Regions from separate parts of the Mus musculus genome. Here region 2 is linked to region 1. A link is a loop called in an ENCODE intact Hi-C map of the cell type or tissue named here. Cell type or tissue: left cerebral cortex. All regions are shown on one strand.

Evidence for each region. A loop is a pair of places that touch in the nucleus more often than their neighbours do. Peaks named below come from ENCODE experiments on the same cell type or tissue, not always from the same donor. Only the 100,000 strongest peaks of a DNase experiment are listed, where the experiment ranks them.
Region 2: it touches region 1 in a loop (5-fold over the local background); 3 of 42 quality-filtered maps call a loop at or near these places.

Annotation. Positions count from the first base shown.
Region 1 is chr12:55,887,370-55,889,869 of GRCm38, reverse strand. No RefSeq gene overlaps it. Among named protein-coding and RNA genes, the nearest start is that of Gm22296, 22 kb to the left of the region's middle. In left cerebral cortex, a CTCF peak has its summit at 1,141 (motif pointing left); a DNase peak (open chromatin) is centred at 1,126; H3K4me3 peaks cover 221 bases.
Region 2 is chr12:56,590,474-56,592,973 of GRCm38, reverse strand. The region is part of intron 2 of Gm26973 (a long non-coding RNA gene); the gene reads right to left. It overlaps C87198 (expressed sequence C87198), which reads right to left and starts at 1,915. Exons shown (of 5, transcript NR_046003.1): 1 at 1,808-1,915; 2 at 1,308-1,427; 3 at 1,079-1,163. In left cerebral cortex, a CTCF peak has its summit at 1,043 (motif pointing right); a DNase peak (open chromatin) is centred at 1,051.

The DNA.
Region 1 (2,500 bases):
CAGACACGGGGCTAAAAAAATAGTATTTACCTGTCCTGACCTGAAAGTCTTTCTTCATCATTTTAGTCACTGGAAGTTTATCCTCTTGTAGGGAGTAAAAACTAAAATATAATTCTCTTTTTAAAATGTTATATAAGAATAAATATCTTATAACAAATATTTTATAATTAAATTTATTTTATTTTTATTTTTTATTTCTGTTTATTTGTCTATTAAATGGGCTCTTATATTACAGCACAGGCTGGTCTTGAAATATTGATGTTCCTGCCTCAGCCTCCCAGGGGCCAGGATTGTAGGCATTGAGCCACCACACTCAGCTTGATTCATTCTCTATACTTCCCTTAACAATTTTAAAACTACACACACCTTTATCACACGTTGTAAGTGCGATGTATAATCTTAGTTAACCCGACTACGTTTGGGTTCAGTTAAAACCAGTATGTTGGGCACACCTGTGAGGGATTTTCTTAATCCTATTATTTCAAGCAGGGAGACAGACCCTAAATCTGCCCGTGCCCAGTGGCAGCCCATATGAAAGGACGTGGAAGAAGGAGTCTGCATTTTTTGCCTGCAAAAGCAAAAATTCATTCTGTAACTTCTGATCCTTTAGAGAACCAACAAATACAATTAGGGTAAATATAGCATGCGAGGATTTGCTTAATACGTGTGTATGGTGCATGTATGTATGCATGAAGGTGTACTTATAAGGATAGAGGAACCAATCAAACGGTTTGAAAAACTCTGCCCTTGTTCACCCAAAGGCTTCCTTAGTGTTGGCTCTCTAGCTTCATTTTGGGGTTTTCTTCCTATCTACTGAGTTAGACCTCTGTAAAAGCAAACGCCTTTATCCCTGGACTCCATTCCAGATGGCTGGGAGAACATCTGGCACTGGGAACCGGCTGAATGGGTGAGAAAACCCAGCGACGTTCCAGCCTCCTCCCATTCACTTGTCCAGGAACGTCTCTCACTCATCCTCCAGACTGAGATGACAAGTGCCCAGGGGTTTTCGGGTGACCAATCCCTCCTCAGTCCCAGGGTTCGTAAACTGATCCAGGAAATGACAGGAAATTGAGAGATGTCAGATATGTCCTTTCTACTATATAAACTACCTGGCATTGTAACATAAGAGCCCAAAGTGCCCTCTGCTGGTGACTACTGTTAGCCACTGCAGTTAAAAAATAAAATAAAAATAAATAAAAATAAAAATACTGCAGAATTCACTGGTGCACATGGTCTATGTAGTTCACACATGGCTGTACTGCATTTACCATTATGTTCTCCAACTGACAAAATGGAATTCAAGCCCCAAAATTTAAGGTAACTCTAACTTCTAAAAATCTAAAGTTTAAAAAGTTCCCTTTTAAGCTTGTTTTTAAATATTACAAACAAATCTACACAATGTGAAAGTGAACAGAGACGTCATGCCTAACACAGAGAAAACTGTTAGAGGAGAATAACTGTCTTCAAATTTTGTATTACGTACAGTTGTAGTTCCAAAATAATATATTAGGTGTCCACATGAACAAGCACAAAGCCCTGAGTTACTTGTTCATGTGGACATCTAATAAATTATTTTGGAACTACAATTGTATGTAATGCAAAATTTGAAGATAGTTATTCTCCTCTAACAACTTTCTCTGTCACAGGATGAAATATAGAAACAAAGTGTGGAGCAGAGACTAAAGGAAAGGCCATCTAGAGACTACCCCACCTGGGGATCCATGCCATATACAGTTACCAAACCCAAATGTTATTGTGGATGCTGGGAAGTGCTTGCTGATAGAAATCTGATAAGGCTATCTCCTAAGAGGCTCTTCCAGAGCCTGACAAAAACAGAGGAAGAAGCTCGCAACCAACCATTGGACTGAGCTCCGAGGTCCGGGGTGGAGGAGTTGGAGAAGGGACTGAAGGAACTAAGGGAGTTTGCAGCCCCATGGAGGGAACAACAGACTAGACCACCAACCAAAGAATACACATGGAGCGACCCATGGTGCTAGCCACATATGGGGCATAGGATGGCCTTGTTGAACATCGGTGGGAGGAGAGGCCCTCGAGCCTGAGGGTGTTCAATGCTCCATTGTAGGGGAATGCCAGGGCGGGAAGATGGGAGTGAGTGGGTGGAAGGGTGGGGGTACACCCTCATGGAGGCAGGAGGGAGGTGAGATGGGATAGGGGGTTTCCGAAGGGGAGACCTGGAAAGGGGAAAACATTTGAAATGTAAATAAAGAAAAAAATGCCCGGAGGTACACCTCAGCCCGTCAGCTTTTCTCCTCGCTGACTGAGGAGGCGCAGGACCGCCCTCTTTCAGGTTCTGTCTACCACCTAAGAATCATAAGCATAATCATAAAAATCATATCCTGAAATCTTTTACAAGACTTATTTGCACATGCCTGCAAAGAGATTTGTGCACCAAGTGTGCACGTGATTCCAGAGACCAGAAGAGGGTGATGGATGCCCTAGTACTAGAGATATATAGACAGTTGTGAACAGACACGTAAGG
Region 2 (2,500 bases), 700 kb before region 1:
CACACCAGAAGAGTGCATTGGATCCCATTACAGATGGTTGTGAGCCACCATGTGGTTGCTGGTAATTGAATTTAGGACCTATGGAAAAAACAGTCAGTGCTCTTAATGGCTAAGCCACCCCTCCAGCCCCATTAGTTCACTTTTAATGTCATTTTTCTTACTCTGCTTTGTGTTTCTAGCTTTTGATATTGTAAGCTTGTCTCTTTAACTGCAGATTTTAGGAATTTCTTTTCCCCCTGGCCCATCACCTATATAACAATACACATTTTTCATACTTGGATGTCTGTCTGTCTTGACTATGCTAGCCAAATTGAGGTTTAGGTAAATGTATTGTCAAATGGCAAAATCTCTGGTTGTCATAGTTTTAAATCTATAAACTCTTTTTTATTTAAAAAAAACCCTAAAGTCATGATTATTATATATAATCAGAAGCAAATAAAGACAGTCATTCAAATGCTATGTGATAGTCTGTTTTCCTATTGACAAAATCTGCATAAGTTCTGAAATAAGGAAAACTGGGTTCAAATGTAGGCTTTGCGGTTTTCTGCTGTGTTGTGGTCTTTAATATCTCTATAAGAGTGAGCTGAGAGTTAAGTATGACAGCACATGCAAAGACCAGTGAAAGCTGGGGTTGTTGCCCTAAGTAGGGAGCTTTGGGTGGGTGTACATGTCTCTCACTCTCTTCCCCGTGGCAGATTTTTATTGATGCGTTTTAATGCATTGTTTGTTTACTTTATTTTGAGGCACTGGGAGTGGTGCCCAGGGTCTCATGAAGGCTAGCCAAATGCTGCACACTCCATCTGAAGAAGAAGGAAGGGAGGGAGGAAGGAGATAAGGAAGGTATATATACATGTGTGGGGTGGGCCAGATCTGATGGCCTGATGTCACCTGATTTAAGACCTTTAAAAATAGCTAATACTTTCTATGATTTATTTTTTTTTCCTAGTGCTGAAATAAAATTTGATGAAGACTGAATCTTTGTTAAGAAAAGTGAGGCCAGCAGACCACTCCCTCGTTGATTTCTGCGGTGCTGTTTGCTTCAACCTCTAGAGGGCAGCATGCCATCAAGGAAACTCACCAGGAGCCCAGGTAGAACCCGTTTAGATGACCAGTTGTCTGAAGTCCGAGTCATGTTGACCTTAAAGGAGGGAGAAGGGGGCTGCCTGGAAAATCCCAGAAAGATACAATACCAAAATGTAAGCAACCATTCATTATAATTTCTAATGATTATTAAATACTGGGTTATTTTGAACCCATCAGATGAATACCCTGGTAAATAAATAAATCTGATGAATGTGGATGGTTACCTGCAGGAACAAAGTCACTAAGGAAGAAGCAGGTGGTTTCTCAGACCGGGTTCCATCTTCAAAAGTGATTTCCAGCTGTGACCTCATCTCTCCAGACTCTTCAAACCTGTGCATCACAAGCTAGGGATAGAAGCCCCAGCTCTTCCTTACTCCATACCACCTACTTCCTTCAGTTAATTCTGGGCTCATTTTAGTATAGGGACCCAACGTCACTGTCTTAGCCAGGGTTTCTATTCCTGCACAAACATTAGACTGCTTTTTCTTTCCAGAGCTGAACCCATGCGTGCCAGCAGCTTGAAGCTCAGTGACTTACTTTTATCAACATGAAACCCTCTACCTCCATCTCTCTGTCTTGTTTTCTTCTGAATTATTTTCTGATTTCTAAAAAAAATATGTTTTTATTTGAAATAGCATTTGTCACTTGCTGTCTTAGGCAGGGTTTCTATTCCTATACCAAACATCATGAACAAGAACTCTCAAGTTGGGTTTATTCAGCTTACACTTTCCACATTGCTGTTGATCACCAAAGGATGCAGGACTAGAACTCAAGCAGGTCAGGAAGCAGGAACTGATGCAGAGGCCACGGAGGGATGTTCTTTACTGGCTTGCTTGCTTCCCCTGGTTTGCTCAGCCTGCTCCCTTATAGAACACAAGACTACCAGCCCAGAGATGGTCCCACCCACAAGGGGCCTTTCCCCCTTGATCACTAATTGAGAAAATGCCCCACAGCTGGATCTCATGGAGGCATTTCCTCAACTGAAGCTCCTTTCTCTGTGATAACTCCAGCCTGTGTCAAATTGACACAAAATCAGCCAATACAGTCACCTACATTTGGGATCTTGATCACTGACTCGGGGCTTCTAGTATTAATGTCACTTCCTTCACTTAACCCTGTTGTAACCTGCTCATTCAGAACAGGGAAGAGCCACAGCTACACCGCAGGAAAGCCCTGGAACGCAAGCTTCTGGGACCATCCACCCCTGCATCTCCTGGGCTCACACAGAGGCAGGTCTTACATCAGAGGGTTTTGCTCTGCTCTCTGGGATATTCAGGATCTCGGTCTAAACTCACCCACTAATCGGAGCCTTAGGATTTTAATATGCAAAATTAAGGCTGCCAAGTGCCTTCCCTACCTTCTACGGATGCAGATGCAGACAACTAGGCACTTTGATGCCAAGATCATCTTGGAGAAC